Linked DNA regions of Homo sapiens: regions 1, 2, 3 and 4 are each linked to region 5. The links are chromatin loops, found by intact Hi-C in ENCODE. Cell type or tissue: PC-9. All regions are shown on one strand. Links, peaks and the distances in the headings refer to the core of each region. The heading gives the core; the rest is flanking DNA.

Region 1 (6,134 bases), core at 373-5,372, 140 kb before region 5:
GGTTGCACTGAGCTGAGATTGCACCACGGCACTCTAGCCTGGGCGGCAAAGCGAGACTCCATCTCAAAAAAAAAAACCAAAAAACAAAACAAAACTAGTAAACAACAAATAAGAGAAAGAGGCTTCAAAACAAATATATACATTGGATGGATATAAATATATATTTCAAAAACGAAATACATGTGTTTATATATTAATATGTTATATTTAATTTAAATATTAAATAAATGGGGAATTACATTTGTATTTAATTTATGTTTAAGTTATGTTTAACTTATATTAAGACAATTTATCCTTTATGGAGGCACATGCCACCATACCCAGACAATTATTTTATTTTGTAGAGATGAAGTCTCACTATGTTGCCCAGGCTGGTCTCAATCTCCTGGACTCCAGCAGTCCTCCTGCCTCAGCCTCTCGAAGTGCTGGGAGTACAAGCATGAGCCACCACACCCAGTAATTTATCCAATTTGGCACCTAATCCATCAGGGCATCTGCCAGCTGTGCCCAAGGCCAGAGCATATCCGCTGAATTTCTGCCCACTTCATGAAATTTTCTAGGGGACATAGGGGTACAAGGAGCTTTAATAATCCTCTGACAAAGTTGAATGAACAAAAGAGCAAGAGAGAACAATCTGCCCCATTCTGGCAAATTGAGGACTGCAGTGCTTTGTGAGAGGCATCAGAAGCACCAATCAAAAGCACTAGCAGTGCTTGGAAAGGGAAGCTTAAGTAGACGAAGGAGTGTAAAATGAGGATGCCATGGGTAACTGATCACACCTATTGAGGAGGGAATAGAGTTATGATAATGGTTATGTGTGGGTACTGGCATCAGCCACACCCAGGATTGATCCCAGGCTTGCCTCTCACTGACTGTTTAACCTCACACGAAGATCTTGAAAGCCCCTGTACACTAGGGTCCTCCCCTGTAAGATGGGGATTGCAGTGCTTTCTTAGTGCTCCCTGTATTGTGTGTACTGATAGGATTTTGTGAGATACTTCTGAGATCTCACCAGAAATACCCACAGAAACCAGTCCTACATGTAGGCAGGGCAAGAGCCAGACACAAAAGCCACACAAGTCAGCATCTTGAGCAAAAGAAATAATAGGGAGAATGCAAACTGAGGTTTATTGAGCTATTATTCTTTTATTTCACTTTAGTTCCACAAATATCATTATTCAGAGATAAAAACCCTAAGTCCTTCCTGCAAGACAATCTGAGTCTACTGAGCATTCACCAGTGTGGGTAAAGTGCACATTGTGAAGTACGTGTAGATCAGGGGAGCTCAGAGCAGATGCATCTAACTCCTAACTCAGACAGGAATCAGTGGCCAGGAGTTGTTCAGAGCCGGGAGGATGAAGGCAAAGGAGGAGCCTTGGACAGCCACTAGCTTTTTGGGTGGGTGACTGGGGATCCCTTAGAAAGACAAGACATACAAGAGGGAGGTCATGGTTGGAGGTGAGGACCTGAAGACTGTTTGAGTGTAGGACCACTGCTTTCAAATAGAGGGGATGTAGGGTACAGGAAAGGGCTAAATGTGCATGACTGAAGCCAGCCCAATTGTCCCTAGAACTGATGTTTATGGTTTCTTTTGAATAAACATAGAAATTCATCCTCCCAGTCTTGAAACTTGGGAAAGTTACATATATATAAACTTCCACTGAAGCACTAAACATTTATTTTATCTGAGTTCCTTTCTCAGAAAACCAAACATCAGCCCTCCCAGATAGTATCAAGGAACTGAAACTTACCAGATCACTGCATCTGGACAGTGAAACACCAGACCCCTCACCTGTCATGAGTGCCTAGCCAGCCACCTGCTTCCTGTTGACCAACTCCTCTTCCTTACCCCTCACTAATTCTTGTTTTCCCATACGTGGTTATAGTTCTTCCCTGCTATATAAACTTCTAATTTTAGTTAGTCAGGGAGATAGATTTGAGACCAATCACCCATTGCCTTGGCTGCAGCACCTAATTAAAGACTTCTTCCCTAGTCATACTCATTGTCTCAGTGATTGGCTTTCTGTGTGGCAAGCAGAAGGACCTAGAGTGAACCCCTGGCATTTCAGTAACATTACCTCAGTTAAATCTTATGCCATTCTTGGGAAGTGCTATGGTTAGGATATGGTTTGTTTGTCTTCACCAAATCTCATGTTGAAATTTGATTCCCCCGTGTGTCTGTGTTGAGAAGTAGGGTGTGGTGGGAGGTGTTTGGGTCATGGGGACAGGTCCTTCCTGAATATCTTGGTGCTGTCCTTGTGGCAGTGAGTGATTTCTTGCTCTGGTGAGACTGGTTTAGTTCTCACAGGAATGGATTAGTTCCCCCAAGAGTAGGTTTCTATAAATCCAGGATGCCCCTCTGGTCTGGTCCCTCTTCATGCTTGCTTCCCCTTTGACCTTCTCCTCCATGTTTCAATGCAGCACAAAAGCTCCACCAGAGGACAGTCTGGAGCCAAAAAAAAAAAAAAAAACCACGAGCTAAATAAACCTTTTTCCTTTATAAATTACCCAGCCCCGGGTATTCTGTTATAGCAATGCAAAACAGATTAAGACAGGAAGGAAGCATTATTTCCAATGCATAATGGTCAGAAGGGCTGAGGTTCAGAGAAATTTAGTAACTTACCCGAAGTTGCTCAGGCACTGAAATTTGAATGTGGAACCACCTTACATCAGCTTTTCTCACTAAGGAAAGCTGCTCTGACTCAAGAGAAAGAAAACCTAGTGTTTCTCATTGCCAGATAGTTCTGATTGCTACTTACTTTCTCATCTATTTCATATTATGATAATGTTTTCCTGGAATTGGATGATATAATACTAGAAATTGGAGATGTTTATTCACTACAAAGATTATATATGCAGGCTTCCTGTCATAATCAAGGGAAGTTGCTCACATCATTTACGATTTCCAGTCTTCTCTGTATATGATAATGCTTATTTTAGGAAATCTGTTTTTACTAAGCCTGCTGATCTTCAAAAGGAAAACAGGCAGAGGCGAGGACTGTGATATACTCTTTTGATATTTATCGAGTCTAGAGTCCACCTTAAATTAGTTTGCTGGGAAGCATTACATGTGATGAATGGTATAGTATTTAAATGATGCTGTGGATGTTTTTCCCTAATAATAAAGAAAATTACTCTAACACAACTATTTTGTTTCATTTCTTCATACAAAATTCATGTTTGAATTCCATCTTGGCCCTAAAATTTTAAATTTCCATAACAAGTTTTATACATTATTAAATTTTATACACCACTGCATTATGCTTTTGAAACTGATTGTACAATCTAATTAATTCAGAATATTAACTACAATTTCCATAAAATGAATAAGATAATGTTGATCTGGGTGAGATAGAGGGCTACAATAATCTTTTCCCCTCTCCCCAGCATCCCAATTGTGTACATATATTAAAAACCACTTCTCTGAAAGTCCCCAGTCCAATAACTGCAATGTGGAGGAACACAGCCAAGACCAAAAGTAAATTTAAAATACTTCCAAATAGACAAAATAACTGCTTTAAAAACTCGCACTTCATTCCTAGGCAAACCCTTCCAACCCTTTGTCAGAAGTTAGAACTCCATCTTTTTTAAGCCAGGATTTTCACATGAGTCATGCAATTTCTATATCCAAAGCAGATTAAAGATGAAATTAAAAGGTTAATGAGGGTAAAGTGGATGCCTAGAAACTGTCTCCCTGAGAAAAGCAAGTGTCTCTTGACAGTCTAATAACAATGGAGAGAGCAAACCTACCAAAAGTGGATACAAGAGTTCAGAGAGCATGGCAGGCTAGGGACTATTTATCTTAAGAGAAAATAGCCCTAGGTATGTCATCAGATCCTCAGGGCCTTGCCATACTAGAATACAAAAAGTCATCAGTGCTCACAATGACTTGGAATCATTAAATTCATTTTCCCCTCTGAGAAGCAAGCAAAGTGTACAGTATACTTTGGCAGACTTTCCATTAAAAACATTAAAATGTTTTAAATCTTAAAGAGCTGTTTCAATTATTTGGAAAATTGACTTACTGGAATATCACATTTCCTCATAATGTGAAATAAGTGAGGTGTCATTATGTATTATAATTTAATCCTCTTTCTTCTGTTAAAAAATAATCCATATAAACCACATTGTATCAGATATTCCAGATGTCTCAAGACCTCACTAGCCTCTGAATACAAATGGGTTCAAATTTTCTTCAATAGTCCAAAAGTTCCTATTCCCAGCACCTATCCTCATCATTGCAGGACATAAGCACACCTCATTCAAAGCTGTCCTTTCATGTTTCACTCTGCACAGAGTCACCTGCCATTCTTCTCAGCCAGAAGAAGGCTGCCTCCTAGGGCTGTCACAGCCACAAACCCCTGGGCATACCAAACAGTTTCTGGGCCCCTGGTGATCTTCTTGTACTGAGTATTCAGCTGAGCTGGGGAGAGAGCATTTCACTCTGTCACTGTGTTGAAATCTGTCTCCTGGCCCAGAGACATCACTGCTTGTGCCTCAAGTCCCACCAACAACCTTAAGGAAACTACTCTTTCAACTTTGAATTGTCCCTTCCTTCCCTTGAGGTCAGTTGGAGAACAGACACCATTCTTAACTGTTTGCTCTCTCTTTTCCAGGTACCCACCTCACACACCTTCTCAACTGCTCCTCCCCAACATGCATGACAATGAACAGATTCCTCGAGCTGCTAGCTGGTCAACAGACACACTCAACTAGAATCTGGGTCTGGCATTCGGCTAGAGCATCAAGACCCATAATGTGTATTTTGACATACTTAAGGTTTTGTTGTTGTTGTTGTTTTTTGTTTTTGTTTTTTTTTGAGACAGGTTCTCACTCTGTCACTCACGCTGGAGTGCAGTGGCACAATCTTGGCTCACTGCAACCTCTGCCTCCTGGGTTCAAGCAATTCTCCTGCCTCAGCCACCTGAGTAGCTCGGATTACAGGTGGATACCACCACGCCCGGCTAATTTTTGTGTTTTTTGGTAGAGACGGGATTTCACCGTGTTGGCCAGGGTGGTCTTGAACTCACACACACACACACACACACACAAACACATATACATGCAGGGTCTTTTAAAATTCACGAAATGTATGTATTATGAAAAAACTATGCATGGATTTCAAAAAATGTTTGTACCAAAATAAACTCATACTAACTTGTTATAACATGTCTAAATGGGATAAGTTTGAGGCACTAGAAAGATAAGACATCAGTATGAAATTAGCCCCTATCAGAGCAACATATTCTGCTAAAATTGAAGCAAGAACAAACATCAAATTTATGGTGAAGCTTGGGTGGAAGAATGGTGAAATCACTGATGCTTTATGAAAAGTTTAGGGGGGACATGCCTGAAAGAAACCAGTAGTTTACAAATGGGTAACTCATTTTAGTAAGGGGTGAGAGCATGTTGAAAATGAATGCAGTGGCAGATCATCTACATCAGTTTGTCAGGAAAATATTCATTTTGTTTGTTCTCTAACTGAACAGGACCAATGACTCACAGCACAAACAATATCCAACACCACAGACATCTCAACTGGTTCAGCTTACACAATTCTGACTGAAAAATTAAAAGTTGATTGGGAGGCCAAGGCAGGCGGATCACCTGAGGTCGGGAGTTTGAGACCAGCCTGACCAACATGGTGAAACCCTGTCTCTACTAAAAATACAAAATCAGCCAGGCATGGTGGCACGTGCCTGTAATCCCAGCTAGTCAGAAGGCTGAGGCAGGAGAATCGCTTGAACCTGAGAGACAATGTTGCGGTCAGCTGAGATCGTGCCACTGCACTCCAGCCTGGGCAACAAGAGTGAAAAACTGTCTCAATAAAAAAAAAAAAAAATTAAAGTTGAACAAACTTTCTACTGAATGGGTGCCAGAACCATTGCACCCAACTTGGCTGCAGACAAGAGCAGAGCTTTCAATGGAAATTTTATTATTTTATTTTATTTCTTTTCAGGTCTAGGCCTACAAATCAATGGAATTTTAAACAAGTGGGATTAAGATCCTGAAGTATTTCTTTGAAGAATTATAACAGGAAATGAAACATGGCTTTACCAGTACTATCCTGAAGACAAAGCACAATCAAAGCAATGGCTACCAAGAGCTACCAAGAGGTTGAAGTGGTTCACTCA
Region 2 (6,134 bases), core at 792-5,791, 58 kb before region 5:
AGGATTTAGACTCTGTCTCCCTGAGCAGGGACGATCTGGTGTACTTCCCTCTGGAACTTCCAGACCAGTCACTTTGGAAAGGAGGTTTTTCCTCCGTCCTGAGGCCACTGAGCCACTTATTAATACTGCTATCCATCTCTTTGCCAACTCTGCTGCCACTTGCATAGTGATCACAGACAGCCAGGGAGGAGCATGTGTCTGTTTCAGGTTTCTGGGAATTACTGCGGGAAGAATATCGGAAGCTCCCTATGGCACTGTCAGTGTCCTCATCCCCATCACCCACACCATCATCCTCATCTTCCTTGACCTTCTTCTTCTTGAAGAGGGAGCTGCGTTTGTTGTCTGAGGCCAGCTTTTCCATTTTGTACTCAGACATCTTCTCCCTAAGCTCCATCTGCATCTCCTTCTCCTTCCGGCCAAGTTCCTTTAGGTCCACATTGTCAGCAAAGAGGCTGAAGATGGGCTTGCTGGTCCCCCTCACTTTGCTTCTGCAACTTTCCGCGGGTGAGCTCAGTGTGGTGTTGCAGGACAGCACAGACTGCATGTCAGAGCTGGGTCTTGCCTGGCTCTGAGGCAACAGGCAGCCACCCAAGGAGGAGCTGCTGTGTCCACTAAGCATGGAGACTTGGTCATCCCCCAGGCAGCTAGCCGCTGGTACTGCCTTCATGCTTGCAACAGACGGTGAGCGGGACAACAGCAGCATTTCATTTTGCTTCTGAGCAAGGGTCTCACTGACTACATTGGCAATCCAGTTCTGGATACTGGCAATGGAAATGGTGTCTCCAGGCCCCACTGGCAGGTTAGGCAGGGGTGTGGTGGGGTTGGAGGTTGAACACCCCGCTATGTTGCTTGCAGCCTGAGACAGGTGGGAGCGGTGGCTCTGGGTGCTCAGTACTGACGTCGTGTCCCCATCAGCGCTGACTGAGGGGTCTGCAGACCAGAACGCAGACAGGGGAATGCTCCCGCTGGCCGTGGAGCTGTCCGCCTCCCAGCTTGCCATAGACTGGCTCTCCTCCAGCGTCTGCCGGCTTCTCTCCAGCAGCTCCAGCCTCCGTTGTCTCTTCTTAGCCAAGGCCGAGTCCTCCCCCTTGCTGAGCTCCACCACCTCCTCCTTGTTCTCACTGCCCACCTTCTTCTGGTGTTTCAGCTTCCAGGCCTGGTAGGCTGTCAGGCTGACGTCGGAGGGGTTCTTCTCCCCTACTGCCTCCTCTGCACCGGGCTCACCGCTGCTGTCTCCCGCTCCCAAGTCTTTCTTGTGAAATCCAAATTGGATTCTCTTGATCTTCCATCTTTCCAGGGCAGTGAGCTTGTCCTTGTTCCTGCTGCAGAAGTTGTAGAAGGAACTGGCCTCAGAGCCCACGCTGTCCTCATCATCCTCCCGCACCCTGCTCCCTGCTTCTGAGCTCCTGTCTGCCGCCTCCTCTCTCTTGCTCTTGGCGTGGTACCTCCGGGAAGCCTCCTTCTCAATCTCCAGCAGCCTCTCGTTCCATGCGTCCCAGGTGCTCTCCGAGGACATCGAGTCTGCGCGGCGCCTCCTGCCGTGGTCCGGGCGGTTCAGCTCCAGCTGCTGCTTCAGGACCCAGATGTCGTGGCTGCTCACGCTCTCCCAGGCGCTGCTCTCGCTCAGGGTGCGCCGCCGCCTCCCCACCGAGGAGCCAGCGTCGCTCTCCTCCTCCTTCTCCTCCTCCCTTCCCCACCTCCGGTACCCTTCTGCTTGGTACCTCTCGTTTCGGCTCTGCCACTCCTGGATGATCCTCTCCACGTCCTCGTCCTCGAGCTCCTCCCCACCCTGGCCAGAGGAGGCTGAGCGCCAGCCACCTCCATCCTGGGGGACCTTGTCTGAGAGGAGGCCCTGCCCCTTCTTCCACTGCTCGTACAGTTTCTCCTCCTCCTCCTCGTCTATGAGGGTGAGGGGCTTGGAGGCCTGGGTGGCCTTCCCCAGGGAGGAGCCACTCAGGTGGCTGGCGCTGTCGTCCTCCTCTTCCACCGTCAGGGCGTGCACTCTGGCCCCGAGCATGCTCCCAGTGCCCTCGCCCTCCTCAGCCTCAGCTGATCCCCCCTCCCGGCCATAGTCCTCTTCTCTCTCCTCCATCAACTTCTCATTGAGCTCCCGCAGCTGCTTCAGGAAGCCCTCATTGGGGTAGATGGCCCGCTTCTTACGCACGGTCATCAAAGCCTCCAGGATGGCCATGTTGTGGAAGATCATCAGGTAGGCGACCACCAGCACTGCTGACCGGCTGATGCCCATTTCGCTGCTGACCAGGACTTTCCCTGAAATGAAAACACAAGAGAAAATGATGTAATGACAGTGGCTTCCTTGTAGTGTTCTTGTTTGTTTGTTTTCTTTGGTAAGTGCTGTTTTAATATGCTGCACTTAAGGTGTTTACTTTGCCTCTGAAGTTCATCCGGGCTCAAGACACAGGAGGGCTGAGCATCACTGACCCCATATTACAGATGGGAGACATCACAATCCCCACTGGCCCTGTATTTGAAACACTGGAGTGCATTTCTACTTTCTCCTCACAAACCGAGCAACAGAGGGAGGAGAAATACAAGAACAGGGGGAAGGGTGATAAAGCAGAAAAGGAATGAGAAGCTAAGATAAATGAATCACAGAGAAATAGAATCTTGGTGTTGGGAAGCATCATAAGTCACATCCTAAACTTGAGAATTCCCTTTACAACATCCCTGATGCTGGATCACCTGTCACACCTGTTATCCAGCCACTGCTGAATGCTTCCAGTGACAGGGAGCTCATTAGCTCACATGGACACATAGACACAATTCACTCCATTTTTGGATCACTCTAGTGCTTCAAAATTTTTTTCATATGTTAGGGAAAAGTATAAATTTCTGTAACAAGCATCCAGTACTCCTGCTCTGACATTATAAAGTCAACTATGGATACATTGTATGAAACAGGGCTTTTATACAAAAATCCTTAACAAGATTGCTATCATATTCTTCCCGAAATATATATATTTTTCTTTTCCTGGCTATTTTGAGTCCTTCAAACATTATTTGAACATCTTCTCATGTTCCCTTACTATTCTAGCTACTTTCCTCTAGGTCAAAACTTGAATTTATCAGGGTTTTTTTTTTTTTTTTTTTAGGAGTTTGTACTCAGGATGGAGCAAGATATTTCAGGTTTGGACTGACTCACTCACATAGAGTAGAATGGGCCCTTCCCCACCCTTGTTTGGGTCACTGGGGCTTTACTGATACCATATAAACTTGCAATATGGGAGGATATGTCACACAATGAACTCAAGTTATCTTTTACATCCGTCAACTGAAACCTGTAAAACGTTTTTTAAAAACTGCAATTAAGTCGTGTTCCTTTTAATGTGCAGTCATTTTTAAACTTAAGGATAATTTCACAAATTCCTACTAACATCTTTTGGTGGATGTCTGTTTTTATAGCCTACAGGAGCTTTTGCGAGTCTTGACTCTACCATTCAACAGATCAGTTACCTGCTCCTGGCCTCCTTTTCGGCTTTGCATCCTTCATGAATGTGACAAATATGCCTCCTATGCCTTCATTGTAATAGCTGTTTAAAATGCAGACTGGGACCACTGGAGACCTTCCTCCCTGCTCTCATCAATCTACTTGCCAACAGTCTTTGGGGATGTTTGCTAATTCAGTTAAAAATCCTCTCTAACAATATGAGATGGGAGGTGACTCTTTCAGTATTATATCTTTGCAGCAGTTAAGGTCATGTCTTGGTCACACAGGAGGTCAGAGACAGAAAATTCAGGGGACTTGAGGCCCAGTAATGATGAAAGGTGTTATTGCCAAGAGCCAGCAGCCACTAGAGGGAGGTAAATCAGCAGAGTCAAAGCCACAGGCCAGGGTGTGGTGGCTCATACCTGTAATCCCAGCACTTTGGGAGGACAAGTTAGAGGATCGCTTGAGGCCAGGAGTTTGAGACCGGCCTGGCAACATAGCGAAACCTCGTCTCTAAAAAAAACAAAAACAAAAAACCATGGCAAGCGCCTGTAGTCTCAGCTACTTGGGAGGCTGAGGTGGGAGGATCACTTGAGCCCAGGAGGTTGAGGCTGCAGTGAGTGGTGATTGTCCCATTGCATTCCAGCTCAGGCAACAGAATGAGACCCTGTCTCAAAAATAAACAAACAAGGGTGTGGTGGCTTACATCTGTAATCCCAGCACTTTGGGAGGCCGAGGTGGGTGGATCACTTGAGGCCAGGAATTCAAGACCAGCCTGGCCAACATGGCAAAACCCTGTCTCTACTAAAAATACAAAAATTAGCTGGGCGTGGTGGAGAGCACCTGTAATTCCAGCTATTCGGGAGGCTGAGGCAGGAGAATCACTTAAACCCAGGAGGCAAAGGCTACAGTGAGCTGAGATCATACCAGTGCACTCCAACCTGGGCAACAGAGTGAGATTCTGTTTCTTAAAAAAGAAAAAGAAAAACAAGTAAAAGCCTTATAAGGAGCATCTATAGAAGCACTTGTCTTTTTTCTCCTCTCGTCCTCAGTCAGGGCTTAGCTGTCCCTTACAAGGACCTCCCCTCCACCCTCTGACCAGGCTACCATATACTGTGGCTAGTCTCTAAGTCTCACTGGTTTTCTTTGGAGGTGGAATCACGAGACCAACTCACTTCAGGACACTTCAGGACATGACCAGCCAGTCTTCTTCATAGGAGCATCAAATACTACTTAGACTCAGTCTGGCGGAGACCAGGTTGGGGTGCCACATTTTTCCTGCTGTGTTCCTAGCACACTGGGACTCCTCTGAGGAGCCTAAAGGGCAGCCAGAGGGACAAGAGAGAGGCTGGGTGGGTGAGACTCAGGGATGTTTACCCACTTCATCCAAAGCAGCAACAGGATTTTCTGTCTTCTCTGTTAGAGGCAGGCTGATGCTGTATAGATTCTTCTCTGCACAACTCTAGGGGGCCTCTTCACATCAAAATCAAAATATCAAAATACACTTGGGTTATGGTGAAAATTTTTCCAACAGTAAAATGGTTTGAGGAAGGTAGTGTTTTTCTAATTAGCAGAGTTACCATTTTGATTACCAGCAGGGCTGATTGTGAAGAGGGTCCCTGTTTTTAAAATTTGGAAAGTACAGGCTGGGTGCAGTGGCTCACACCTGTAATCTCAGTACCCTGGGAGGCCGAGGTGGTGGATCACTTGAGATCAGGAGTTTGAGACTGGCCTGGCCAACATGGTAAAACCTTGTCAATACTGAAAATACAAAAATTAGCTGAGCAGTAGTGGTGCGTGCCTGGAATTGCAGCTACTCAGGAGGCTGAGGCCTGAGAATCGCTTGAATCTGGGAGGCGGAGGTAGTGAGCTGAGGTCACATTACTGCATTCCATCCTGGGTGACAGAGTGAGACTCTGTCTCAAAAAAAGGACCTTCAAAAAAAAATTTTTTTTTTAAGAGTACAGCTACTGGGGAGAGCATCAGATTTGAGCAAGCCTGGATTTGAATTCTCTACACTCTCAGTATGTCTTTATATGGCAGGCAATTGTGCTATACCCTCCCAATTCATAATTCCCCCTTTCTTCAGAAGGTATCCCCCTCCACACCTGTATTTGCCCAGAAGCCACCCCACTTGCCACTGCTGATGGAACTCAGGGTACACAAAAAGACCAGTATCTGACAAATTCGCCAGGAAATTTGGAAATGGGACTGAGGCAGGAAATTAGCTAGTTTAATGTCAGGCCTGTGGATGGCCATTTGCTATCTGAAGTAGAGAGAGAAAGAAGAGGGAAACCAAGAGTCCTGAGATCGTCCAGTCCTTGTTCCAGGCCTGCCCGGCGTGCCAGGCTCCTGTCTTTGGCTTCTTTCCTGCATCTTCAGAATTAATGCCTTTGCTGCTTGTGAAGGAGTTTGAGATGGTTTCCACCCACTAGCAACCAAGAGAGTCTTGATTATTACACCGTGCACCATACAAAGTCACCACTTAATCTTCCATAGGTCTCAACTTCCCAGTGTGTACAATGTAAATAACAACACCCCCTCATAGGCTCTTTGTGATTATCATGTAAAACGCCGGCGCCAGGTGTTTCTTTCCCTGTTCTGGTCAAGAACTGACTCCCAAGTCTCCTAAAGCAGAGAAAACCACAGGACCTAAGGCTCAGGGAGTAATTCTAGGGATGCCACG
Region 3 (6,134 bases), core at 748-5,747, 340 kb before region 5:
GGGCTGTGGAATTTTTACAAGTTTTTGAGACACAATGGAACACTCGTCTTTCTGGAGGAGTATGGCAATGCTCACTTGCATCTATTTTAGAATGTTTACCAAGGACCTATTATGTGTCAAACGTACCTATGGGAAAATAAGATGACCACATCAATCAAACATGATTTTTCTTAGAAGATAGTGCTAAGGATATGGTTTTTCCCTTCATTTCTAAAATCCTATTCCAAATAATAGTAAAGAGATACAAAAGGGAAAAAGAGCTCTGGTGACAGGTATCAGAGGTTTTGAGATTTAGACAGATTTGCAGAAATGAGAAAAAGGATAAAACTGGATGGTGGAGAAATCAACCATAATCCAGAAGGGCACAGGAGAAGACTATGATAGAGGAGGAAATTATTCACTCTGATGGAGCCTCACAGAGAGTCCCAGCTCAGAGTTATTTGTCAGATACTGAGGTAGATGGAAATAGGGTCAGAGAACAGGGTGATTCAAGGGCTATTCACATAATAGCTCTCACAGTGGGCCTTTCCCTCCTTCTACCAGACCTCTCAAATGAACAGAACCAAAGTCACCTACTCTTGAAAGAAAATAAAATCTGACTATGGAACGCTAAGGATTCTAGTGTAGGTACTTGCATGCATGAGGAAAGATACCCCTCATTTTGGAAAAGTATGACAGAAAGCCTCGCTTGCCTGCCTGCTTCCTGTTCATAGGCTGAAATAAAGTTTGGCAGTTCTTTATTCACATTCACAGCTCACCGCGAGCCCTTCCATTCAGGGGAGGGGACTCTTGAGTAACAGAAGCTACACAATGTCAGGAAAAACCCTTACAGGCTACTGATAATAAGTAATGTAATCTTGCATTCATCACTACAAAAATCACCAGACAATGAAAAAAGCCAACAGCACATTACAAATGACACAAAATGAATAAACAGAGTGAATGCCAAAAAATCCTAACTTAAAAAAAAAAAAAGATAAATTACCAGAGTGCAAGAAATACATTAATTCACATTGAAAATGCTTGCTGAAGGCCAATGAGGGCAAGTTTTAAAAGGCCCCTTCTTTGAAACCTTGTAGTGAAATTTTAGAACAGTATAAGATTTTAAAAAACCCTTAAGGTTTACAGAGAGAAAAAACAAGGAAAAAGAGATTGAAATCAGACTTTTCACTAGCAACACTAGATGCTAAAACACAACAAAATTCAAAGGAAAAATACTTTTGTAACTGGACAAACTCCAAAAAATACTGTGAAGGCAAAATAAATACTTCTCAGTTATACATGTATTTAGAAGTTTTACCTCCCATGTAACCTTTCTAAATAAAATTACTTGAGAACGTGCTCCAGACAAAAAGGAATCAAAGAGGATGACAGGGCATCTGAGAAACATTGGATCTAACTCAGGAAAACAAGGAAAACAATTTAAAATAAGCAATCATAGAAATCCCAAGAAGAAAGTCTTCAGGAAGAAAGCAGATTGCATTACATAAGTTGTATGATTAAGACAATGGCCGTCTTTAATAAATAACATGATAAAGAAACATGCTACTTTTCTCAACAGAGAAAAAAAGAAGGCAGTATAAAAATATCAGAGGAAAAGAGGCTGTACAAGAAAGTTACAGTCCAAAGAGGAAAAACAAATTAAAAAGGGGCATGGTTTTGAGCAACGGCTGATAAAAGAGTAAGAAAAGAAAACCCACTTGACACTGACTCTTCTTCTCTTTCAAGGAGCAATGACACAAATTCGGCAGCTTAAATCATCACAATTTATTATCTCATAGTTTTTGTGGGTCAGGTGTCCAGGCAGAGCCTGAGTCCTCTGCTTAGAGTATCACAAGGCTGCAATCAAATACTGTACTGCACAAATACTACTGAAACTGTACATACATGTACATATAAAAAGGATTTAAAGAGAAAATAAAAATGGTACTTGTGATTGTTTTTCCTGTTTGAATTTCCTAATAATGTTTTTAATAATTAAAAAAAATTCACTCCAGGAAAAATTATCAACGTGTCAGAAAAAAATCACAAATAGATCCACATAAATAGGCTGAGTAAGAGTTCAAGAAAATGTGAGTGGTAAGAAGTATCAAAAACTGATGCAAATTTTTAGCTAGTTTTGAGTATTAAAATCTCTCTAAAATTACTTTGATTTTCCCCATATTTTAAGAAAACTGCAAAGCTATTTGTTCTTAATGTGTAAACTATTAACAAAATTTCTGTAAGAGACAGGTATTTTTAGACCTAAAGCAATATAATTTGTTGGGAAGGTAGGATTCAGTTCATAATTTACCAGGTGACTGGCAGTCAATTTGGACAACAAGGTCCTCAGAGATGGTTCTTCACATTCTTGGTGCCCAACACAATGCCAATCAATCACTAACAGTTTGCTTATTAAGTGGAAGTGCTCAATATTATATATATTCTTAACCAAGGTTCTTAAGTATATTCTTGAACCAAGGTTATTAAAACTGGAACCTGTAGGTATCCACAAATAGCCTTGGAGTGGGAGGTTGATGGGAGCTGTCATTTATAAATCTCCTTAAATTTTACTAAAAATTGTGTATATGTCTATTTTGTGTGAGGAAAAGTCTGTAGCTTTCAAATTCTTAAAAAGGTCCAACATCCAGAAGAGGTCAAGAAGTACTGTTTAACATAAGCAAAAATTAATGGATGATTGGATGCAGAAAACAATAAACAAAATGTTCTAATAATGTAGAAATTTAATATAATATAAAGCCATTTATTCAATTTTTACATCATGGGTAGGTCATAGAGCCAAGGAGGCATTGTAAACTTAAAACATGGGTGAGAAAAATAAAAGTCCCTACCTCTAGGTTAAATCAAGCTTCATTATGAAATATCATTAATCTACCCAATGATGTACTAGCAAATAACCAACCTGGTGAATAATTACAGCATGTCTTATGCACTATGTATCACTAAAAAACATCTGATGACAATGCTAAGTGATTTTAAATTTATCTGGAAAATTTGCTATTTAAAAGAGGCCAAAGGAAAAAAAAACATTCATTTTATAGTGAGTATGTCATGCACTGAGCTAGGCATCAAGAGTTCAAAAAGAATAATCAAATCTTTTGAGAAGTGCAGTCTATTGGGAAAGACAGGTGTGTAAAAATAAAATCATTTATAATACAGGTACATGGAAATGAATAGTTTCCTGGGAAAGCTAAAGAATATTTCCAAGAAAATTGACATACAAGCTGGTATAGTTTTATCAGTAACAGATCAAGAACTGCAGGCTAAGATGGACATTTCCATTGTAGGGATGTTTACAAAGGTATGGATGGAGGCCTCCTGTGTGTTGAGGGTGCGTAGGCAAAAGACTAGTGGGAGATCAGGTTCAGACCGGAAATAACCTTCACGAATTGACAAACTTGGAGGTTTTTCTGAATGCAAAAAGCCACGGCTATTGAAGGCTTTTAAGGAAAGGAGTTACTTTAAAGAAAATTGATATTTATGAGCAACACCTATCTTTAGTTAGGGCCTTAATTCACAATTTAATGGTAGACTCTTATAATAACCCAAAACGGGCCTCCCATGTGCTCAGCAGGTGCATGGCCTGGCAGCTGCTTACCTGTAACTGAAAGATTCGTCACAGCAGCACTGGTCAGAGGGAGGACAGGGCTGACTGTGAGGGTAGTTGCTGCACTGCTAGTCACAAGGCTTGGTGTGGTCGCCACCTTGAGGTCAGAAATGAAAACATGGACAAAGCACTTAAAATCAAAACTTAAAGAGGAAATGATTTTACAGTCTTTCTTTGATCTTGGAATTGAGACACCTGACATCCTATGTTGGAAAGCTGCTATTCGAAGATGGTTGTTCACTGATATCACAGATAGCTTTGCCTGGGTTTTAAAAATAAATAATAAAAAGTTCGTAAATTTCAATAGCGTTGAGACAGATATACTCTAAGTCGGTAAGAAACATTATACTAATTATCAACTTTACCTAAATAAGAAAACTATTTGACAGGATCAGGGAATCTGGGGTACATGTATTACTTTTACTTTTGACTCTGTAGGGGGGCAGTATTGCCTTAGGTTTGGTTTTAATAAAATAAAATTATGAAAATAATGTGAAGCAAACTTTTAAAAAAAACGGATTAGTTTTGAAATAACAAAAAATTCTAGTTTTGCAAGAAATACTGTCTTTCTTTTAGTACAAATCTAAAACACAAACATCACCTTTACAAAACAAAATTGTTGATTAATAATTATCTTTTTCATAACTATCTCATAACTTTATGACTACAGGCCCACCATTTAACAACTACAACCTTCACATAAACTAACATGTGCTTTTAATGCTGACCTTAGTTTAAAAAGCCTGCCAGTATGGAATGACATTCAAATAAAATAAAACCAAATTTAAAAAGAACAGAAATGCAAACTCAACAATATTCCCATCTTTTGAATCCTGACAATGTAGAAGTCAAATTCATAATCATCCTAAAAACCAAGGGAGTCATACGACCACTGTATGTCTCTTCAGTCTAGGAATAATGCAAACAGCAGAAGTTACTCAATGAGGCTTCACAGGAAAGGATCATATGTTGTTTCAAAGTAAAAGACCTGAGATGATTGTTTTAATACAAGTTCAGAACTGAAGGTTATCTGGTAACTTATTGTCACTTAATCACGTGAGTGTAAGTTTAATAAACTGGGCTTTAGGACTCAACATGAATAAAAAGTAACAAGATTTTCTGAGATAACTGGGATCAGCAGCAAATTTACTCCCATGGTTACAGAGTAATCTAATGAACTATACCAGAGAAGAGTATGATGGAAATGTGATGAAAGAATTAAAATTGTTCACTTTAAAAAATAAGATAGGTGGGCTGGGCGCAGTGGCTCACACCTGTAATCCCAGCACGTTGGGACTTTGGGAGGCTGAGGCAGGTGGATCACCTGAGGTCAGGAGTTCAAGACCAGCCTGGAGAACATGATGAAACCCTGGTCTCAACTAAAAATACAAAAAAATTAGCTGGGTCTGGTGGCGGGCGCCTGTAATCCCAGCTACTTTGGGAGGCTGAGGCAGGAGAATCGCTTGAACCCAGGAGGCGGAGGTTGCAGTGAGCTGAAATCGTACCATTGCACTCCAGCCTGGGCAACAAGAGTGAAACTCTGTCTCAACAAAAAAAAAAAAAAAAAAAAAAAAAAAAAGACTGGGAATGGTGGCTCACACCCGTAATCCCAGCACTTTGGGAGGCCAAGGGATCACTTGAGGTCAGGAGTTCAAGACCAGCCTGGCCAACATAGTGAAACCCTGCTTCTGCTAAGAGTACAAAAAATTAGCCGGGAATGGTGGTACACGTCTATAATCCCAGCTACTCGGGAGGCCAAGGCACAAGAATCGCTTGAACCCAGGAGGCGGAGGTTGCAGTGAGCCAAGATCGCACCAATGCACTCCAGCCTGGGTGATGGAATGAGACTCTGTCTCAAAAAAATAAAATAAATAGAAAAATAAATAAAAAATAAGCAAGACCAATAAGTTCTTGGGTTAATAACAACACGAGATTTCACCCTCCATGCAGGGGCACCTCAAGACCAGTGACCTCAGCAGAGAGAGAGAGAGAGCACGAGAGACAAGGAAAGAGAGAATGAGAATTTCATTACCTTGGTAATGTCTAAAATACAAATTTACATGCATTTATTTGATGTATTTATTCATTAAATTACTATTATGAAATAAACTGATTTAACAGGTCATTTGTAAAATTGCAAAAATTAGCCCTTGAGCTTGCACTCCCTATTTTTTATTCTTACCAGTGAAGTTGGGCTGGGGAAAATTGCTTTAATAGGTGAGCTGCTGGTCCCACCACTGCTTGGTGGGTTGATTCTTTTTTCTTTCTGGCGGCGGTTACAGAACCAAACACGAATCACCTCTTTTTCCATATTGAGCTGATCAGCAATCATAGTGATCTCTTCCGAGGTAGGCTTTTGATTCTGCAGGGTGAAAAGATGTAATTCCAAAAGCTATCCTTTGCAATAACTTTTTGAACTACTGGCATAATCACGTCAGGTTAGAAAATGAAGCTGGGATACATATGACCATCCACATTAGGCCACTTTCAACAAAGAGATTGTGTAGATAGAAGTTCTAATGAACAT
Region 4 (6,134 bases), core at 673-5,672, 200 kb before region 5:
TCATCAGATTCCTTCCCTCCTTACACATCCCTCTCCCCAGGGCACAGCTTGAATGTTTTAAATCAAAATCTACTCATGTCAGAAAATAAGCCACCCATCTCAACTTTTTACACATCCTACTTCCTTGAAATACTGTAAAGCTCCAAATCTTTTCATGCTCAATCTTTGAATAAATATAGAAGTCTGACCAATCTTATTATGCCTTTTCTCTTTCAACCATCATTGAATTTTAATTCTCTACAATGAGACCCCTGTGAAGTCTTGGCAGTTCGGGTGTCTTGTTGAAAAGGCAAGTTTTAGTCACAAATACATTTAATGTTTAAAATCTCTCCATTAATTGTCCAAATGGCTTCTAAGGAAACTCAGGAAAAGAGTTTCAGTTTATTGTTTTAAATGGCTTCTCTCCCACTTTCCCAGTTAGGTGTTCTTTTTAATTTTTATTCTTTTTAAAATTTACTATTTGTCTAATGACTATTATTGTATTAATATTAGGATAATAACCGAAAATGTTTTAAGGACTTGATACCTCTTTAAATCTAAAGCCACAAGGTTCTAAAATGTTAAGTTATTTAAATAATTAAAACAATGCTAGCATAAATTCAACTTTTCACAATATTTGAAATGTGTTAACACTGGCTTGGAAAGGTACAATCACAAACCTGAAAAATGTCAAGAAATAATTCATTTCATAAAGTGACCCTGTATGTGGGGAACTGTATAAATGTGTAGTCTCTGCTGTAGAGCTTTCAGATTAGCATAGAGAAACATTCAGGAGTTAGTGAAAAACCATGTGGAAGGGGCAGAAATGTGCTGGGCAGGAGACGGAGCATTCAACAGAGAATGAAATTTCACTCTCCATCTCTCCCTATCCACAAACAAGTGTTTAAATGCACCCATATTAAAACTGTTCCCAGTAAATTCAGGATAACAGTAACAGCAAAAATGCCACAGTTCAGCAATCTGTGTTTGACTATGGAGTGATTTCTCCTGAAGACAGATGCCACCCCAAGGAACAAAAGCAGAAAAACAATCCAATGTATGACCAGAGGCAGAGGCAAAAGCAAGAAAATATTAGAACTACAAGTCTGACTCTCTGTCTGTCTCTCTCTCTCTGTCTCTTCTCTCTCTCCTCTGAGATTCCTGGCTACATCTTTAGAACATCCTACACAGACAACAGGAATGGTAATTTCCTACATAACACACAGCAAGAAGCTCTTTGCCTTTTATTTTGCTGCCAAGTACATAAACCAAAGGCTTCTTGCAGACTGCTGTACCCAAAAAAACAAAACAAGGAATACTTCCTGAAAAGCAATATTCAGGGTCCATAAAGAGTCAAAACATTTCCTCAAGTAGTTAACAGGCCTTTTTTTTTTAACTTCAGCTATGCTAGTCAGATTTTAATATAAGAAATTCTTAGGACCAAAAATGTTGAATGTGCTATGTATATTTATTTGAAGAACATATGGGGAAAAAAATAGGAATACTAAAAATTTCCTCATGAAATTTTCAAAATAAAATGTTACTACTGTTCCTACAAAGGAATTACTTCTTTAATCCCTTTAATGTTGTTTTTAACACCACTGAATCACCTCTATAATCCTAAAAGGGCAGACCCACAAACTCAGGGAGAGTTCAAGGTGGTCACTAAATGTTAAGTCACAAATTGCCCACCATTAGCTCAACGTCAGAAAAAAAAGAAAACATACGTTGTCCTAAGTTCGACTCTTACTCTTTTTTTTTTTTTTTTGAGACAGAGACTCACACTGTTGTCCAGGTTGGAGTGCAGTGGCGGGATCTCGGCTCACTGCAACCTCTGTCACCCAGGTTCAAGTGCTTCTCCTGTCTCAGCCTCCCAAATAGCTGGGATTTATAGGCATGTGCCACCACACCTGGCTAATTTTTGTATTTTTAGTAGAGACAAGGTTTCGCCATGTTGGCCAGGCTGGTCTCAAACTCCTAATCTCAGGTGATCTGCCCACCACGGCCTCCCAAAGTGCTGGGATTATAGGCGTGAGTCACCGCGCCCAACCCAACTCTTGCTCTTTACCATATTAAAATAACAGAGTTTTAATTTCAAAACAATACTAAAAAAGAAATACTATTCCTTCTCCTCCTTTGTCACTCTCTTTCCATCTCTCAGACATCCTTCAACTCTACCACAAACCACTTATTAACTGTCCGATTTCTTTCAAAGAATATAAATAAATAAAACCTTAGTCCCAATCTCCAGTCATCAGCTATTTATTCTTTGCTGTAAACTAAGGAGGTCTCTATTTCAATAGACTTGCTAACCTGACAATGTTTTTCTCAACGGTTAACAGTAGGCAAATACCTAGAACCATACACTCCTTTGCAAACGTAACTGACATTTGTCAGCATTATTAAAACAACTTTACAATTAGCAGGCTAATTTCAAGTTTGTAGAAAATGAAATTTCAATAATTTCTCACATTTTAAGTTTGGATCTACATAGGTTACTTCTTTTTTTTAATTTCCCACTTAAAGCTTGTTTGTTATTTCTCAGTTCAATCCCAATGAAAAGTAATGCAACACAACAAACCTACAGTAAAGCCATCTCCATGACACCAAAGAGCCAACATCCAATAAGTAGGAGCAGATTAGCAAGAATTTCTGATCATTACATGAACTGCTCTCAGCAATTAAATTTATTCCCACCTGCCTGTCTTGTTACACGGACAAAGGGAGGAAAAACTATAGTGAATGTAAATCAAAGTTATTACTTTAAAAATACAGGATTTTTAAGCTATAGGATTAAAAGACAGAGAATAGAGAACAACAACAGTAAAATCTCTGGATCTTTCCACTTGCCCTGGATTCCTGGGTTGCAGCTTCTCTAACAGCTCATTTTCCCTTCTTGTGAGGTTTTACTACTCGGTGTGCATTGCTCTCCACTTCCACTTCTACCCCTGTAGGTTTTTAAAAGGAGATAAAGCAACTGTATAAGAATGCCTAAAGACATCAAAGACCCAAAGCTTCACTGGTTGTGTGTGGCATAGGAGGAAGAGGAGGAAAACGTGAGGTAATGAGGATCTGCTGTATTTACCTTATGTGCAGGGCATGTGGACAACAATAGAAACCATGTAGGGTGCACTTTTGGTCAAAAAAGAACATGGCAGCCTAATGGGAGGCCTTTGTTCTTCAAAAGGGTCTCCTTTCCCCCTTTTGTGCTCCACTTAATTCATGGCATCTGAGCTGCTCTTGAACTTGACAGACTGAGAGAAAGAAAGGGGGAGTCAGACACACAAACAGAAAGGAAAATGAAAGACTTCAAAGAGAATTAATTTGAAAAAATTAGTTCTACTGCCAGTTTTTTGATGAAGTTTTGGAATTTTAAGGGAGTTGGAAAGTAATGAACTGCTGAAATAAATTTAATTTTCCCAGAAATTGTAATGAATAATAAAGTAGATAAATAAGGTATAAAATATAATTATATCCTAATAATTTGTTAGTAGATTTTTTCCTGCTACATGTATTTCTTGAAATAATAGTAAGAAAATGTCTGATATTCAACAGATTACATGAAAGATAACATTCTACAAGCAGAACCAATATCTAAGTGATTTCCCAGCTGAAGGGAATTTTACTTGAGTCACGCTGAAGAACACCACAAAACCACCAGCGCCACCTGCAGGGTAAACACAGATTAGCAGTTTACCACACTGGTATTTCAAAGCCCAAGATTTTAAAAAAGACACAGTAGGCCGGGCACGGTGGCTCACACCTGTAATCCCAGCACTTTGGGAGGCTCGAGGCAGGCAGATCATGAGGTCAGGAGATCAAGACCATCCTGGCTAACACAGTAAAACCCATCTCTACTAAAAATACCAAAAATTAGCCAGGCCTGGTGGCAGGCACCTGTAGTCCCAGCTACTAGGGAGGCTGAAGCAGGAGAATGGCATGAACCTGGGAGGCGGAGCTTGCAGTGAGTCAAGATCGCACCACTGCACTCCAGCCTGGGCAACAGAGCAACAAACACTCCATCTCAAAAAAAAAAAAAAAAAAAAAAAAAGACACAGTAACTGTGATACTTTCACAATGAAGAATTTTAAAATGTTTTAAAGCAGTAAATAACTTCAGATGAAGAACAATGCCCTAGGAATCTCTGGCCAATTTTAGGTATTTATTAATATAAAAACAGAACTGCAGAAAGATCGGTAGCTATGTACTAATACAAAGGACTGCTTCAAAATCTTAAAAGAGCTAGTTATAAGTAAGATCACTGTCTCACGGTTTTAGTTTTTTTTTCCTGATTGTAAAACATTACAATACAATCAAACAAGTCTGAAATATAGGAAACTATCCTATTCCCATTACATTTAGTATTTATTCCTCCAGGTCTCTCTTCTATGCATGTCTTGCATATATAGTTTGGTATCACATGCCATACCTACTACTTTTGTGGGTTTTTTTTTTCCTTTTTACAGCTTCCTTCCCCCCACCCCATTTAATATATTTGATAGCTCTTTTTATATCAGTACACATTATACCTTCATTTTTTGGTGGTGTATAGTATTTTACTTCAAGGATATACTAATGATTTGTGATCAATAATACTGATCACAATACTAATACTATTAATACAGGTATTGGGTTGTTTCTAATTTTTCCACTTTACAAACAAACCTCCAAGAAACAGCACTTTTCATATCTTTCCTTACTGGTGTAAAAATGTCTGTAAACAAATGGCTAGAGACAGAATTCCTAAGTGAAATAATATGAACATTTTGCGGTGTCTCACGCCGGTAATCCCAGTACTTTGGGAGACCAAGACAGGCAGATCATGAGGTCAGGAGATCAAGACCATCCTGGCCAACACGATATAACCCCATCTCTACTAAAAATACAAACATTAGCTGGGTGTGGTGGCACGTGCCTGTAATCCCAGCTACTTGGGAGGCTGAGGCAGAAGAACCGCTTGAACCCAGCAGGTGGAGATTGCAGTGAGCCAAGATCATGCTACTGCACCCCAGCCTGGCAACAGAGCGAGACTCCATCTCAAAAAAAAAAAAAAAAAAAATTAATAGTATTACCAAATTGTGCCAAAGTACCTTCCCAATATTATGTGACAGTGGCTGTTTCCCTTGATCCCAGACAACAATCTTTTAAATATTTGACATTCTGATACTGATTTTGTTTTAATAATTCTAGAACATCTGCACATACCTCTTCAAATTGAGATTATGACACACTTAATTACCGATGAAAAGATTTTGTAAAAGCACTACTTTTAAACCACCAATTATTATTTTATAGCCATATCTCAATTTCACCTTACAATAGAATTACTACCCAACCTGATTACACCCATCACAATGCATTCAGAAAGCACTGGATATTTCCAAATCCACCTTCGGAAGATAATTTGGTACCATTAAGGAGATTTAAAGGGTATGCTCCAGGTTTCAAAGGCAACTATAAAAAAGGCAGAACCTATGGCATGTGTTCATCTATGTAACAAACCTGCAGGTCCTGCACATGTATCCTGAAACTTAAAATAAATTTAAAAAAATGGCAGAATCATATAAATGCAAACTCTTCCCAAGAGAACTATTGTGAAGGTGGAGCTTTCAACTGGATTTCTGTGCATAAGCATGCAAGTGTGTCAGTTATATTTGTTTAAAAGTGCAACCATTCTAATCACACCTTGTATACACAACAAGTTGTAGAAGTATACAGGTCTGTGGATTTAACAGTGTAGCTGCAGGCTTAGCATTGACATAAATTGAAGCTTGAGTTTTAATACCTAAGGTAGGGTTTCTCAACCTAAGTACTACTGACATTTTGGACCAGATAATTCTTTGCAGAGAGGGGAGGAGACTGACTTTGTGCATTGCAGGATGTTTAGCAGCATAACTGGCCTCTAATCACTAGATGCCATGAGCACCATTCTTCAGGTTGTGACAATCAAAAATGTCTCCAGTCATTGCCAAATGTTGGGGGGTGGGGGAGGGTACGGCAAGAGACTGTCCCTATTTGAGAACCACAACCCTAAGAGTACTCCTCAAATGAGCTATATATATACATTTCACTACTGCATGCACTGTCTCATAAGTTTGATTTTTAAAAATATACAAATATTTTAAATACCTAAAAGAGTTATCAAATCTTCTTTA
Region 5 (6,134 bases), core at 916-5,915:
CAACACTTACTCTCCCAATACCCCCAGCCCTTTGCCTGGCTAATTCTTAGTTGTTTTTAGGATTCAAGGCAACTGTCACCTCTCCTAGGAAGCCTCCCCTGACTTACCACTCTGGAAGTGATATTTTCTTCTGGGGTCCTAGAGATAATCACAAGATGTTGCAAGGTTTGGTTGTCTATCACTTCCATCACTCTTTGGGTGCAGAATTCGTGAATTATCATCTTCAAATGTCAGACACCTAGTAGATGCTCAGTTATAATAATGGCTAGCACTTCTAGAAACTTAACATGTCACATAATGCCCTAACTGCTTTGTGTATATTACTACTGTAATTCTCACTACAGTCCTGAGAGGCAGGTGTTATTGTCATCATCTCCATTTTGCAGAATAGTTAACAGAATCACTGGTGGAACATTTTGCTCAAGGTCATACAATTAGTACATGGCAGAATGGGGATTTGAATTGAAGCAGTCTGGCTTGAAAGTCTGTGATTTAGCCATTACCACATACAATTTGATAAATGATGAGTCTATCAATCAATCAGTACATTCCAAAGGCAAGAGTCAAGAAAATAAAGTGGGTTTGGCAGCCAAGGCTGGCTGCCCAGCATCATGCCTGGTACATGGAAGGTGCTCAGTAAATACTGATAGACTGAATGAGTGAGGATAGGCTATGGAGAAAATGGAATGGATAAGAGAGATGCCGGAGATTACAAGAGGTGAAAGTGCTGGGATCCCAGATGGACCCATTCACCCACATGTGTACTGCGGTATGAACTGCCTAACTTCTTTCAATATTTTCATTTTAAAAATAAACTAAAAAAATATATATATAATACAAGAAATCCACAAATGGGTAGCACATATGCGAGCTATTTGTTCTGAGGGGTTGGCAGGTCTGTGCTTCTGGGCCCTGGAAACTGGGGGATGAGGGTAGTCAGGGCAGGCTGGAAGCACCAGGCAAGGGCCTTTGGGTGAAGACCTGGTGCCATTTCTTCTCTCTCCAGGAAAGGGTGGTCATCTGGCCGTTTTCAAACAAAAACTACATCCATGGTGAGCTTTATAAGAATCGCGTCAGCATATCCAACAATGCTGAGCAGTCCGATGCCTCCATCACCATTGATCAGCTGACCATGGCTGACAACGGCACCTACGAGTGTTCTGTCTCGCTGATGTCAGACCTGGAGGGCAACACCAAGTCACGTGTCCGCCTGTTGGTCCTCGGTGAGTGTCTTCATGTCTTTCAGGAGTTGTAGGAAGAGGGTGGGCAGGTGGCAGCACAGGGAGAAGAGCCCAGGTGTTGAGACGAAGCCAGAGGCAGCAACAAGGAGCTAAGACTCCTCACCTCGTCCAGGCTGTCTTCAGCAGAGGGACCGCTCCTCCCTTTGGAACTAAACACTATTCTGAGTTCTCCGCCAATGGCCAACAGTCTCGAGGACAGAGAAGGCCGACTTGGAGTGGTCCCTTGCTCTGTCGGTGTCCTTTCCTCCATACCAGCTCCTCTTTTTCATACCACACTTATTACAAAGATAAAGGAAAATCTTAAATCCTATTGCAAAGACTCATTGTGCCTTAATTGGGTGCTCAGGGGGCCACATCATGATTCTCTTATATCTTTCCCTGCCGTAACTTTGGCTACCCAGCAGAAATTCTTCATGCCACCATCTGCTCACCCCCATCCCTCAACAGATACTCCATCAGTCAGGTTCTGCTCCCTTTGAAATGTGTCCCAAGATAACATTCTTTTCATAGGAATGACTTATTATTGGAATTTATAGTTTGGGAAGGATCTGAAAGATCATCTACTTTAATATCCTCATTTTGTAGATGAAGCCCAGAGAAAGGAAGGAACTGACTCAAAGTCAAATCGTTATTGGAAAATAACTGTTATTTAATGAGCACTTAGTCTATGTCCAATATAAGAAATGGCACCACTGCTGGGAGGTAGCAATGCTTTAAACCAAAACAAAGATCTTTTTTCCCTCTTCCTTTTACATAATTGATTGCATTTTATTTTTAATTAATATGTTTAATTTAAATTAAATTTATTTTAAAATTTAATTTAATTAATAATTAAGATATTTTTATTGCATAAGGTGGTTGCCTGACGTTTTGAAAGCATTATAGTGGGTCCAACTATACAACTATGCAAACTCGCATTGTATAAAGAATAACTAAGGTCTCCTTCCACCCTACCCCCTAGAGAGGTAGCCAATGGCAACACAGGTAGGTATTCCATATTTTCCTCATGTCCTTTCAACACACACACACTCTTGCATACTTTTCTCTTTTCCTTTCTTTCCTTTAAAAAAAATGGAATCATGTTATAAAGATCACTCTGCGTTTTTTCTTTCTAACCTTGTTTCATGCGCATTTCTCCAGATCGGCACATGCAGATCTACCGATTAACAGCATACATTCCATCACACGGAGGTACCATGATTTATTCAAGTGTTCCATACTGATGAATATTCAGGCTGTTAACATTTTTTTGTATGAACAATACTACAATAGACATCCCATACACACACGTACATATGTATGTTAGGGGTCCCTTAAATAGGTCTCATTTCCTTTGGGCAATGGAAGTATTAATGCACACTCCCCCGAAATCCTCCACATAAGCATTATATAAATGCTGATCCCTCTTCCTCCCAACCAGGGCCAGCCAGAAGGATACAAATTTAATCTGAGATTATGGAACTCGGTGAAACCAATGTTTTACTTTTTTAAAAAAGAAGAAGGGTCGGGTGCGGTAGCTCAAGCCTGTAATCCCAGCACTTTAGGAGGCCGAGGCGGAGACCAGCCTGAGCAACATAGCCAGACCTCCTCTCTACAAAATAAATAAATAAATAAATAAATAAATAAATTGAGGTGGAGGATCTCTTGAGTTGGGGAGGTCGAGGCTGCAATGAGCCGTGATCGAGCCGCTGCTCTCCCACCTGGGTGACAGAGACCGGCCTCAAAACAAACAAGCGAGCAAGCGAGCAAGCAAGCAAACAAACAAAAAACACAGAGAAAAGAAAGAGCCCATTTTTTTAATGCACTCGAAGAAACAAGTTTAAATTATATACATATAAACATATATAAACATAAATAAAAACATATATAAACATTCACACACACGTTTTCTTTCCTAATGGCTTTGCAGCTAGGCTATTTTAAGGCAGCCAGCCCACTGGGGCTGGATGACCTCAGTAAACCGAGGCGAGCATGAAGCTCCCAGCCCGGCGGCCCCTCAGCCCGCGCCTCGGGGCAGCACGCGTGGTCTCAGTCTCGGTTTCGGCTGGGAAAACTGGGGCTCCGGGACCGGGGACCCGGTGCTCCGGCCTCTGGCGCCCCCTGACGTCTGTAGCGGGAGTCGCAGGCTTCGGAGAGGCCTTGGCACCCGACTGGTTCCGTTTCCCCTCCCTCCCTATCACTGCTCCTCCAGTGAATATTCAGGTAACATCTGCATTCTGCTGGGGAGGTAAGACTGATAATATACCGAGTCCCCCGGAGGTCTCACGGGCCCCACATGTGTGGAAGGACGATTTGATCTGTTAAAGATCTGTTTGATCGGAGGTCCTACCTGTTTTTGACGGTGGAAGGCTGAGGGGAGAGACCTTAGTGAGGGATCTGGACAGGGTGAGAGCAGGGGTTCCTGGGTGAGGCCAGAGGGTTTAGGGGCTGGGAACTGACACATTCCGCCCTAAGGCTGATCTCTTTGGGAGTGGCTGGTCACTTCTTTGCCATTGTCTGTACCTCTGCCTCTGGAGAGAATTAAGGATTTGCTTTCAGCAGTTTTCCCTTAGAAAATGGTGGTTTCAGCAAAGCTATAACAGTTTTTGGATGCATTCGGATGCCTTTGAGTGCTCTGTAGATGCCAGTAGGCCTCAGTTACTTTTCTTCCCTTTTTGTCTTTTATCCCAAAGAAACCTGGTTGTAGAAAGGCTCTACTGTCAGTCATGCACACTTGGTGTGACTTTGGGGACACCTGGGACTCCTCAGGTGGGATTGGTGTTTTGCCCGCTCTCCAATTGTGGAATAAAGCCTTTGCTTCCGATTCAAGGCATTCCTGGGAAAAGGCTGAATGGTTTGGATGCGTGGAGAGGGATGCTCCCGTACCTCTGAAAAGCTCAAGAGATAAAGCTTGGCTCAGCAAGCCCATCCTAGGGGTCCTCTGGGAAGTGGTGTTCACCTTCTCTTGTTCCCCGGGGACCTGCTTGTTGGCTGCTGGTAAGAGTGGTCCTTAAGCCGCAGACTCCCCCTCCCCACACTGCTCCAGTCCCAGGGTCTGGTGCAGGATAGATGAGGCCCGGCCTTGAACTTTGGACCTCTTATGTTTAGGAACCATCCAAGGGAAAGTGACAATCAGGGAGGGCCTCTAATTTCCCTCATGCTCGCCCCACACCTGGCCAGCCCTCACTATGGCAGCAGGAGATGTTGGGCACACCCAACAATAGCCTGGCTCTTTCCAAGAGGAAATACTGTGGCTGCTGGGCTAGAGGGGAGTGGTGTGTGTGGAAGGGTTTCTCTCAGCAGCTGCCGGGTGGGGCCGAGATCAGAATGCACTCCTGATGCTCAGCGACCGTGCACCTGGATTATAGAATGGGCAGCACTGTTTATTGAGCGAGCAAGCCATCCAAGGGGATGTGAAAAGAAAGACGCAGAGGAGACAGGCTTGCCACCTAGGGATTCCAGGAGCAACCCTCTCCACTGTGTGTCCTCCCCTTCTCACCTCCAAGGACACGACCTGAAGTCTCAAGCATGCTTCATGCTGCTTCTTGCCTCTGAGCCTTTGCACATGCTGTTCACTCTGCCTGGAGTACCATCACCTCTTTCTCCGACCACCACTCCCACCTCCACCACTGGCCTTGTTTACTGTCATGCTTCCTTCACGTCACAGCTGATCTTGGGTTTGGGGCTGTTTTAGGCCTTATCTGCCCCAGCAGCCTTGCCTCCTGTCTGGTCATTGTTCAGCTACTTGTCTTTTGCCCCCACTAGATTCCTTGACCCACCCACTGTGTCCTCCAAGTGCCCAGCATTGTCAGACACACAGTAGGCACCCAGTGAGGTTTGTAGAATGAACCCAGCTCCACAATGGTATCTTGACAATGCTGAGTGAAAGGCACAGGCTTAAGCTTCCCAGAAATCCAGGGAATCGGGTTGGGGTTGTGAGATGAGGGTGGCTGCCGTTCTGGGTAACCTCCAGTCTATGGGCTTCCCTCTCCTTACCTCTGCGCCCTCTGCCTGCTCGAGTCCCCTCAGTCCTCATCCTTCACCCTGCACATAACTTTACTGCTGCCTGTGGGTCCGCCCATCATCCCGTGCTTATGGCAACTGCTTCCGCCCATCATCCCGTGCTTATGGCAACTGCACGTTATCTGCAAAGCACAGGAGGAGGATGGTGCTGAACCCAGAAAGAACATTACTAAGAAGTTAAGAGTGGAAGGCTTCAGAGATCACTTAGTTCAGGGGTAGGCAAACTAGGACCAAATCCAGCCCACAGACTGTTTTTACATTTCTAACATACTATTTAAAGAGAAAAAGTAGCAGCAACAAAGACAATATGTAGTCTGCGAAGCCTAAATATTGCCACCTGGCCCTTTACAGAACAGGTTTGTAGTCCACTAATTTTACAGAATGGAACACTGAGGTCGAGGGGAAGTGAGGATTTTCCCAAAATGGCACAAATGAATTAGTGGCAGAAGGAGCTCATATGGGCTGGTGGAGAGTGCACAGGATCTGGAGTTATAAGAGCTGAGATCTAGTCCCAGCTCTGCCAGTACCTATGAGCAAGTGTCCTCTCTGGGCCTCAATGTCCCCATCTTTCTTTCTTTCTTTCTTTCTTTTTCTTTTTTTCTTTTCTTTCTTTTTTTGAGACAGAGTTTTGCTCTTGTTGCCCAAGCTGGAGTGCTATGGCACGATCTCAGCTCACTGCAACCTCCGCCTCCCAGATTCAAGCAATTCTCCTGCTTCAGCCTCCTGAGTAACTGGGATTATAGGTGGGTGCCACCACGGCCGGCTAATTTTTTGTATTTTTAGTAGAGATGGGGTTTCACCATGTTGACCAGGCTGGTCTCAAACTCATCTCGAACCCCATCTTTCTAACGGCCATGTTCCGCTATCTTTAAAATCCCATGACTGTAAACT

Evidence for each region. Hi-C counts contacts between places; a loop is a spot of excess contacts. Peaks named below come from ENCODE experiments on the same cell type or tissue, not always from the same donor. Only the 100,000 strongest peaks of a DNase experiment are listed, where the experiment ranks them.
Region 1: a loop joins it to region 5, with 15 times the contacts of the local background. A loop is called at or near these places in 43 of 110 quality-filtered maps.
Region 2: it touches region 5 in a loop (9-fold over the local background); 42 of 110 quality-filtered maps call a loop at or near these places.
Region 3: a loop joins it to region 5, with 6 times the contacts of the local background. A loop is called at or near these places in 12 of 110 quality-filtered maps.
Region 4: a loop joins it to region 5, with 6 times the contacts of the local background. A loop is called at or near these places in 28 of 110 quality-filtered maps.

The regions. Positions count from the first base shown.
Region 1 is chr1:167,204,884-167,211,017 of GRCh38, reverse strand. No RefSeq gene overlaps it. Among named protein-coding and RNA genes, the nearest start is that of LINC01363, 12 kb to the right of the region's middle. In PC-9, for the core only: a CTCF peak has its summit at 2,473 (motif pointing right); a DNase peak (open chromatin) is centred at 2,207; H3K27ac peaks cover 1,357 bases.
Region 2 is chr1:167,121,924-167,128,057 of GRCh38, reverse strand. STYXL2 (serine/threonine/tyrosine interacting like 2) reads right to left here. Exons shown (of 6, transcript NM_001080426.3): 6 at 1-2,271. Among named protein-coding and RNA genes, the nearest start is that of STYXL2, 31 kb to the right of the region's middle. RefSeq lists enhancers at 1,750-2,380, 5,906-6,134. In PC-9, for the core only: CTCF peaks have their summits at 3,594 and 3,795 (motif pointing right); no DNase peak of the experiment used is centred there; H3K27ac peaks cover 264 bases.
Region 3 is chr1:167,399,021-167,405,154 of GRCh38, reverse strand. POU2F1 (POU class 2 homeobox 1) reads right to left here. Exons shown (of 16, transcript NM_002697.4): 12 at 5,790-5,969; 13 at 3,599-3,704. Among named protein-coding and RNA genes, the nearest start is that of CD247, 120 kb to the left of the region's middle. In PC-9, for the core only: CTCF peaks have their summits at 3,513 and 3,712 (motif pointing left); a DNase peak (open chromatin) is centred at 3,694; H3K27ac peaks cover 574 bases.
Region 4 is chr1:167,265,527-167,271,660 of GRCh38, reverse strand. All of the region lies in intron 1 of POU2F1 (POU class 2 homeobox 1), which reads right to left. It overlaps LOC124900412 (a long non-coding RNA gene), which reads right to left. Exons shown (of 2, transcript XR_007066718.1): 2 at 1-6,134. Among named protein-coding and RNA genes, the nearest start is that of POU2F1, 48 kb to the right of the region's middle. In PC-9, for the core only: a CTCF peak has its summit at 3,655 (motif pointing left); a DNase peak (open chromatin) is centred at 3,620.
Region 5 is chr1:167,064,011-167,070,144 of GRCh38, reverse strand. GPA33 (glycoprotein A33) reads left to right here. Exons shown (of 7, transcript NM_005814.3): 3 at 1,007-1,223. GPA33-AS1 (GPA33 antisense RNA 1) reads right to left here. Exons shown (of 6, transcript XR_922249.3): 6 at 5,229-5,365. Among named protein-coding and RNA genes, the nearest start is that of GPA33-AS1, 14 kb to the right of the region's middle. RefSeq lists silencers at 910-1,123, 5,199-5,493. In PC-9, for the core only: CTCF peaks have their summits at 3,141 and 3,341 (motif pointing left); no DNase peak of the experiment used is centred there; H3K4me3 peaks cover 597 bases; H3K27ac peaks cover 275 bases.